Regions from separate parts of the Homo sapiens genome. Here all the other regions are linked to region 3. A link is a contact called in ENCODE Hi-C data. All regions are on one chromosome and are shown on one strand. Each heading gives the region's core, a stretch centred on a gene start or an enhancer-like site at or near the end of the contact. The rest is flanking DNA. Distances are from core to core; before and after follow the strand shown. Region 1 overlaps LOC101927609 (a long non-coding RNA gene). Region 2 holds the start of GLCCI1-DT (GLCCI1 divergent transcript). Region 3 holds the start of ARL4A (ARF like GTPase 4A).

Region 1 (2,700 bases), core at 4-2,503, 4.5 Mb after region 3:
AAAAAGTTATAAACAACTACCATATGCCAGGGACTGTGTAAAATGCTGGAAATACAATGATGTTTTTTTGGAAATATGAATCTGGATCCCAGGAATTATGCAGTATAAAAAAAGAAAAAATACAGGCACACAGGATGAAACAGACAAAATATAGCATTATAAAGGCAACATCATAAATATGAACAGGAGTAGAGGTCCTACATAAGAACTGCTTTTAAGTCAGTGAAGACTCAAGACAGCAGGCGATATCTGAATTTTGTGTTGAGGATAAATAGGAATCAATCACATAGGAAGAGAGGGAAGACATTTCAGGCTTATTAAAGCCTATGCACCAAGTCACAGAGGTGTGGAAAAATAATACGAATTCAAAGCTACAAGTAACTAACTCTATGATGCTCAAGTACAAAGAAGAACAATGAGATGAGGCCACCAAGTGCTTTGCATCCCATAAGAAGCTTGGATTTTAATGTTCTAAAAAATAGGAGACCTATAATAAATTTTAAGGTAGAAAGAGATGACAAGATCAGACTTGCATTTTAGAAAAATCAGTGTGTATTACACATAATACTTAATACTTTTTAATAGTAAATTTAAATTTATGATCTTATTCAACCATATTGCCTCTTCAAAGAGAAGAAGAGCTATAATGTTATATAAATCTAAGCATAAAAAATATCAGGCATCCCATACCTCTCAGACAAGGCTTTATGTAAGAACAGCTGAGAGCTTCCTTCTGCCCTCATGAAACCATAAAGAGAAAATGTGTTATCTTAACAGGGAAAACTTTCTTTTACATTTTCTAGGAAGACTCACAGCCAAATGAAAACAGTATATTCCTGGAATGCCTTTAACTGTCTTGTCGTACCAGGACTTCTTGCTGAGAGAGTTCCTGCCCCCTGTAAACACAGAACATGCTTGTCTGTGCTTTTAACTTATATCCTGTATATGTCTTCCTGACAACTATCCATACAAGCGGCTTTCATTCCCTGTTTCCAGATGAGAATTGAACTCAATGCACATATTGAAAGGAAAGAAACCTAGGTTTTATATATGGAAATATCCACTCATGATTGGTGCCTTCTTATGGATACTTAATAGTACTGATATTTTTATGTTGCTTGATAAAAGATGATTGTCAAAAGAGATCCACACAGACAGTGGCTATAAGAGTGAAGCTGCACAGGTCCCTTTGTAGCAGTCAGTCTCTCTCCTACTCCCTGTCTCATCTCCTTCCCCTGCCACAAGGACCCAGAGAAGCAGGCAGGCTGGCAGTGTGATGACGGTATCTTACCCTGGCTCTGAGGTTGACACAGATTTCACAGGTCACTTCTATCACTGCAAAAGCACATTGGTCTGGAGTTTATGAAGAACATACAATTTCTGTTGGCATGTTAGGTACATTATATAAAATGCCCCGCATAAAGAAAGCAGTGTAGTTAAAAGCAAATGAAAGATAAAAAGAGTAACAACGTGGTTTCTCAGTATTTCATGGTACCGGTAGATATGACCTTCACAGACAAACCTAAATCTTTCTTATGTAACTGACATTTAGTCCGTTAGCCATTTTTAATAAAAGAGTAGAGAAGTTACTCTACTGCGGCTTTTGCTGGTACTTTTTATAGCCGTCGTGTGGTAGGAAGTAGGCCCCAAGTTCCCTTGGCAACAAGTAGAGTAGAAGCGATACACAGAAAACTGAGTCATCGGTGAATCATCTGAGGATTTCTGTTTCCAATCCTTGGAAATAATTTACCGATTGTTTTTTATTTGTGCAGTGTTTGCTGACTCTGAGTGGACACCTCAGAAACTGTAACATCTTTGGTCAATTTGGTCAATCGTTTAAGAAACATTCTGGATGCTCCAAGTAGACCTTAAGATTGATATCCAAACAAAACAAACCTCTGCTTGCTTTAAGATGACACTCACTCCCCATCTGAGGAGGAACAGATAAGTGAGTCAAGGTATTGGCAATGGGGAAGTCCCCTTTCTACAAAGAAATCTGATGTCCCCAGAAAAATGTTTCATGACATTGTCACATTTAAAATGTTAGTCACAACAAATTTTCAGACACCTAAAAAGAGAACAAATATGGTCTCATACATTTTCTCTCTCTCACTCTGTCTGAGACTTATGTTCATCAGTTACTCAATTCCCCCATTTTTTTTTTTACAAATACATCTCTTATATAATCCCTTTATCTCCACAATTGTTGCTTCTACCTTATATCAAGGTTTACCATTTCATTTATCTAGGCTCAGATTGTCCTTTACTTCATTGCGTGTACAAGGAGAAAGAAAAAACCTCCCCTAAAAATGCTTTTTGGCCAGGTGCGGTAGCTCAAACATGTAATCCCAGCACTTTGGGAGGCTGAGGTGGGTGGATCACCTGAGGTCAGAAGCTTGAGACCAGCATGGCCAACACGGCGAAACCCCATCTGTACTAAAAATGCAAAAATTAGCTGGGTGTAGTGTTGCACTCCTGTAATCCCAGCTACTCAGGAGGCTGAGACAGGAGAATCGCTTGAACCAGGATGTGGAGGTTGCAGTGAGCAGAGATCATGCCACTGCACTCCAGCCAAGGCAACAGAGTAAGACTCAGTCTTCAAATAAATAATTAAATAAATAAATAAATAAATAAATAAATAAAATAATGCTTTTCATCTGCCACCAGGGACCTAATCAAAACTCTTTAATAGTTCAATGG
Region 2 (2,700 bases), core at 121-2,620, 4.7 Mb before region 3:
TTGAGCCAGTCTGTCTGGGTGAAATTTTTAGCTCCCCATATACTAACTATGTGATCTCAGGCAAGACAGCTTATTTATGCCACAACTGAGACCACAGTAAGGATAATAATAGTATCTACCTTGTGGATTATATGAGGACTGAATGAATTAACACACATAATGTTCTTAGAATAGCGGCTGGCACATGGTGAATAAATGTTAGCTCTTATTATAATATGTGGTAAACTGAGGAACTATCACTAGTTTTACTTGGATGAAGTACTGCATGAAATTTTTGTATTTTTATTGAGTTTCATCAATTTTTTTACTGAACCTAGTATGCTTTCTCGTCTGAACACACAAGGAAGAAAAGAAGGATGGCTCCTGTACGTGAAAGTGACCCCTGCATATAGTGCCTGAAATCAGAGGAAGCTTGTCAGTGTGGGCAGACACCACGAGCAGACCAATTTGACATTGTGCTTCTCTTTTAACCTCTTGAAAATTAATGAAAGTTATCTGATGAAGATCCTTACATTAATTGCTCCCGATTAAGGTTTAAAACCTTGGTTTACTGTGGGGTAAATTTATGTTTTTGATAGTCATCCAAAATCTTTGTACGCTTTCAGTTTCATTACAGAATAAAAAACAAATTTACCACAATGGATTATTACATTACATCTGGTATTTATTCCTCCCAAGAAGCTATCTGCTTCGGAAAAGCCAGGGGCGCCCTTCATTAATATATCTAACTGATGGTGTAATGACATAAAATTCCTTGTTGACCCCTGCTATTCAGTGTTATTGTCTTGGAACATAGAACTTGATAATCTCTTTTCACTGCATAACTACAAATGTTAGGCTGTAAGAGTATTTTACTTTGTTCAGTGCAGGTTCCAGACATTTCTCCTGATCACCAGAAGTTCTTTTGATTAATAAGGCTACTGGTCACGAAAACTCAGCTTACTAAAAGAGATCCAGTCTTCTGGTTCTAACTAAAACATCCCACCGGATGCAGGTGTACTTGCAAATTAAAGTTTGCCTCATGTGTCCTGTGTCTCAAGTCATACAGACGGCCCAGGAGGGTGGAGCCCCTGCAACCTGCCTAGCGGGGCGTTTGCGTGTCTGGGGGTGTCGGGACACGCGCAGGACACACACAGTCCCACTTTCCTAGTCTCGCACTTACCTCAAGGCTGTCAACTTTTACGCTCCTCCCTGCGCGCACAGCCCCCACCTCACGCTGCCACCCCTCACGCCCCGCCTTCAAAGTAGGAGGCACCATTGTCATTGGACACTGCTTCTCTCACTCCTATTCCAGAACCAATCACTCGAGTTCTAGTGGGGAGCGCCTAAGCCAATGGAAATGCTCGCTGCGGCAGCTGCCGGGTCCTGGGCGCTGGGAGGCGGTGCCGGGGGCGGGGTGCGGCTGGGGCGAATTAGTTGCCATTCGGAGTGAGGAGTGGGTAGAAGCGGCGGCGGCGGCGGCGGCGTTTGCGGTGGCGCGGACTCCGAGGAGCGCCAGCACCTCGAGGCCCTTTCTCTCTACCCTGGTCCCCAGAAGCAGGGGTCCCGGCCCTCCTTGCAGCTGCCGGGTTCTCCCGTGCGTGCAGCCCTGCGAGGGCTGAGGAGAAGGCTGCGAGCGGCCCTCGGGGCTGCGTGATCCGGGCCGTTGCCCTGTCAGCACGATGCCTGGAGCGGTGGCGGCGGCGGCTCCGGGCTCCTTGCGGCCCCGGCCGTGACCGCCACACCGAGCCCAGCCGGGCGGTTGCGGCCGTTGGACGTTTGTTTTCGCAGCCTTCCCCTCCCCCCTCGCCGAGGCGGCGGGGGTGTGCGTTGGGGAGGGGGAGCCCCGAGACTCCTCCCCCACAGCGATACCCCCGCCCCTCCCCCTTACACACTCGCACGCACTATCGCGCCGGCTCCCACACGCTCGCGCGCCTCCCGCCCCGCGCCTCCGTGTCGGCCGGCGGCGTCCAGGGCCCGCAGAGCCACCATGTCCACTGCCTCCTCCTCCTCCTCCTCCAGTTCCTCTCAGACCCCTCATCCCCCGTCGCAGAGGATGAGGCGCAGCGCCGCGGGGTCCCCGCCCGCCGTCGCCGCCGCCGGGAGCGGGAACGGTGCGGGCGGCGGCGGCGGCGTGGGCTGCGCCCCGGCTGCGGGAGCCGGCCGGCTGCTGCAGCCCATCCGCGCCACGGTGCCCTACCAGCTCTTGCGGGGCAGCCAGCACAGTCCCACGCGTCCGCCCGTCGCCGCTGCCGCCGCCTCGCTGGGCAGCCTCCCGGGGCCCGGCGCGGCCCGCGGCCCCAGCCCGTCCAGCCCGACGCCGCCGGCGGCCGCAGCCCCGGCCGAGCAGGCGCCGCGGGCCAAGGGCCGCCCGAGACGGTCCCCAGAGAGCCACCGGAGGAGCAGCTCACCTGAGAGACGGAGCCCCGGCTCGCCCGTGTGCAGAGGTAGCGAGCCCAACCCTCCCGTCCTCCCGGGCTGCGTCTCCCCGACGGTGCCCTCCGTGGAAACTTCAGCCTCTTCGGGCTTCTCTTTGCTAGTGCATTATCGAAGGTGTGAAAGTGGCTTTGGGAATCTCACCCCCCTGCGGTCGCTGTGGGGCTTGGAGGAGCGAACTGAAAAGCGACTTTTATTTGACCCTCATGCCGCCCCTCAGAGTCTCTCTTCCATCACTCGCCTGCTTCGAGAGGTTTTTCAGTTTAAGAGCTGGCTAGCTCATTC
Region 3 (2,700 bases), core at 43-2,542:
TCCCTTTCATCTTTCAGAGTGTATTTCCTTATGTGTCAAACTGGAATATTTCTATCTGTGGCCAGTTCCCCGGGATGCTGCTAGAAACACGTGAGACAGCGCGTTCATTTGCTCTACAAAAAGCGAATGAAGGCGCAGTTACCAGGCCAGTCAACCCAGGCTGTTTAAGGTCAACTACTGGGGGACTTCCACGTCACCTCGATATATACGTAACGCGTGTGTGCCGTAACCCGTGAACTATGGAATCCCTAACCGCGAATCACGTGGCTGCTGCCCCGCGGACGCCCTAGACGACGTGAGGGAAGGCGGTGCCGGGCGGGGCCTGTGCCAGGCTGGCGGGCCGCCGCAGACAGAGCTACCCGGAGCAACCGTTCAGGGGTGAGGCCGGAAGTCCCATCCGACCTCGCGGGCAGCCAGCGCTAGGCCGATTCGAACTCGACCTTGTTTTGGCGTTGCTAGGAGACGCGGCTCCTGCGCGCCCCCTACAGGCCGGCGCCCGGGCGGCGCGCGGGCAGGGGGCGGGGACTGTCGCGTGGAGCTGCCGGGCGAGCACCGTTAGGGCAGCCTGGCGCGCGGCGCCCGCCAGGCGCCCAGTCCTCTGCCATCGCCCACGCCTCCCTGGTGCCAGGGAACAGGTATCAGCGCGCCTCCCCAGCGGCTGGGAGAGACGCTGAATGAAGAAGAGGGAAGGACGGTTAGTCAGGTGAGCCGCGGCGGGGTGGGCGGCCGGGGCGGCCACGCCCTGCCGAGGGAGAAGAGCCGGTCGTGTGCGGAGGGACAGGGTGAAGGGATCCCACTTCGGGGAGGATGGGCTTATCCCGGCGGGCGCGCCAGGTGGGATCTCTAGCGCCTCAGGGGCCCGCGCGGCAACAGCCGGCACCCTCGGGCCCGCGGACAAAGGGTTAACGCGTTGGCAGTGACTGCGGGCCCCGGATGTGAGAGCCTTGGCTTGACGCCCTGGCTGCGCTGCAGGTGCGCCGGGCCGAACGGAGCCGGCAGCCTGGCGGCGACCTGACCGCCCGAGGCTCCCCTTCACCTGCAGCGGCTGCTCGGCTCCCTCTGGGAACGCCGCCTTTTCTAACTTAAGGGCAACAGGTGGTGCCGGTGGACCGAGAGAGAGCTCAGCTCCGCCGCGCTGGGAGCGGCAGTTACCCTCACCAATTAGGGAGCGGGGGCGGGAGTTGCATGGCTTCCCTGATGCGGGTGACCAATGGGATTTGGGATCATGAGTGGACCGGGAGGAGTGGGCGTGGTCGGAGTCTGAGTCCAAGGTTTCTCGTGCGGCAACTGCCAGAGCTGCTTGGAGAGCTAAGCTGGAAGGGTGCTTATCCCTGCGTAGAAACGCCTGCCAATGCTTTCTCATTTGGACCCAGACTCCAGATCGGGAGGTGAGAACGTTGTTATTTTGCAAGGGGTAGGAGGTAATAGTGATCTTGGGTATGCTGTTAAGCATGTGGAATTAGATTCCGAAGATAGGACTATCTGCTATGAGTTTTCTGCCAGATAGGCACTTTGTGGTTACGGCCACTTAGACCAGATACTGGTGACTGGGTTCTTTCCAGAATGAGGTCTTTGAGGTTTGGGGACCCAGGAGAAAAACGTACATATTACTGCAATTTAAGTAAACCAGATAATTTCAATCACTGTTATTCCATCGTTTGTCTTGGACTGTGTGTGTTTTCATGTACGTTTCATATCTCGTCTGGTTTGTTTAGCGCAGCAAGTTATAGTAAGTTCTTCGTGTTGTTTATTTTAGCAAAGTAGAGCAAACCTGTTTTAATGTATTATTTCGGGAGAATAACTTATTCCTTCTTCCGTCTCCCAGCAGTCTTATAGCTGGATCAGCTACCAAGAGAAGTTGTAAACCAAGAAGAGAAAAGCATTTCAATTTGGGACATTTATTTGCACCTGGAAATGGGGAATGGGCTGTCAGACCAGACTTCTATCCTGTCCAACCTGCCTTCATTTCAGTCTTTCCACATTGTTATTCTGGGTTTGGACTGTGCTGGAAAGACAACTGTCTTATACAGGCTGCAGTTCAATGAATTTGTAAATACCGTACCTACCAAAGGATTTAACACTGAGAAAATTAAGGTAACCTTGGGAAATTCTAAAACAGTCACTTTTCACTTCTGGGATGTAGGTGGTCAGGAGAAATTAAGGCCACTGTGGAAGTCATATACCAGATGCACAGATGGCATTGTATTTGTTGTGGACTCTGTTGATGTCGAAAGGATGGAAGAAGCCAAAACTGAACTTCACAAAATAACTAGGATATCAGAAAATCAGGGAGTCCCTGTACTTATAGTTGCTAACAAACAAGATTTGAGGAACTCATTGTCACTTTCAGAAATTGAGAAATTGTTAGCAATGGGTGAACTGAGCTCATCAACTCCTTGGCATTTGCAGCCTACCTGTGCAATCATAGGAGATGGCCTAAAGGAAGGACTTGAGAAACTACATGATATGATCATTAAAAGAAGAAAAATGTTGCGGCAACAGAAAAAGAAAAGATGAATATCAATACCTATTATATCTGTGTGGAGTAGGTTTTCTCTGGTCTGATTTTGACAAATAGAAGAGTGTCTACAGCGTGGTTTGCCTGTCTGCCCTCCTGGATGCTATTAAAGCTTTGTTTTGTTGAACAATCAGATGCCCAACTCTGTTGCCTTGTGGAAGATGAGTAAATGCAGTGCTTCT

The links. A loop is a pair of places that touch in the nucleus more often than their neighbours do. Pooled maps may share reads with other maps.
Region 1: a map of CD8-positive, alpha-beta T cell shows a loop between it and region 3 (6-fold over the local background). The contact joins the enhancer-like site here to the promoter of ARL4A in region 3. A Hi-C loop is called at or near these places in 2 of 168 maps with a recorded cell type or tissue (CD4-positive, alpha-beta memory T cell and CD8-positive, alpha-beta T cell) and 7 of 50 pooled maps.
Region 2: a loop to region 3 is called in a map of naive thymus-derived CD4-positive, alpha-beta T cell, with 22 times the contacts of the local background. The contact joins the promoter of GLCCI1-DT here to the promoter of ARL4A in region 3. A Hi-C loop is called at or near these places in 2 of 168 maps with a recorded cell type or tissue (CD4-positive, alpha-beta memory T cell and naive thymus-derived CD4-positive, alpha-beta T cell) and 7 of 50 pooled maps.

The regions. Positions count from the first base shown.
Region 1 is chr7:17,232,963-17,235,662 of GRCh38, forward strand. The region is part of intron 6 of LOC101927609 (a long non-coding RNA gene); the gene reads right to left. Among named protein-coding and RNA genes, the nearest start is that of AHR, 64 kb to the right of the region's middle. RefSeq lists enhancers at 1,145-2,344, 1,450-1,499, 1,650-1,909. Within about 2 kb of position 1,254, at least 15 of the 41 ENCODE cell types and tissues checked have a DNase peak (open chromatin) inside an H3K27ac peak, as active enhancers do; they include CD8-positive, alpha-beta T cell, where a contact is called at or near this core.
Region 2 is chr7:7,967,382-7,970,081 of GRCh38, forward strand. It overlaps GLCCI1-DT (GLCCI1 divergent transcript), which reads right to left and starts at 1,371. Exons shown (of 5, transcript NR_110018.1): 1 at 1,163-1,371. GLCCI1 (glucocorticoid induced 1) reads left to right here and starts at 1,415. Exons shown (of 8, transcript NM_138426.4): 1 at 1,415-2,426. The coding sequence starts at 1,970. RefSeq lists silencers at 1,238-1,387, 1,598-1,997, 2,078-2,137, 2,228-2,307.
Region 3 is chr7:12,686,341-12,689,040 of GRCh38, forward strand. ARL4A (ARF like GTPase 4A) reads left to right here and starts at 1,293. Exons shown (of 2, transcript NM_005738.5): 1 at 1,293-1,388; 2 at 1,826-2,700. The coding sequence starts at 1,915. The coding sequence ends at 2,517. RefSeq lists silencers at 328-607, 808-857 and an enhancer at 802-1,338.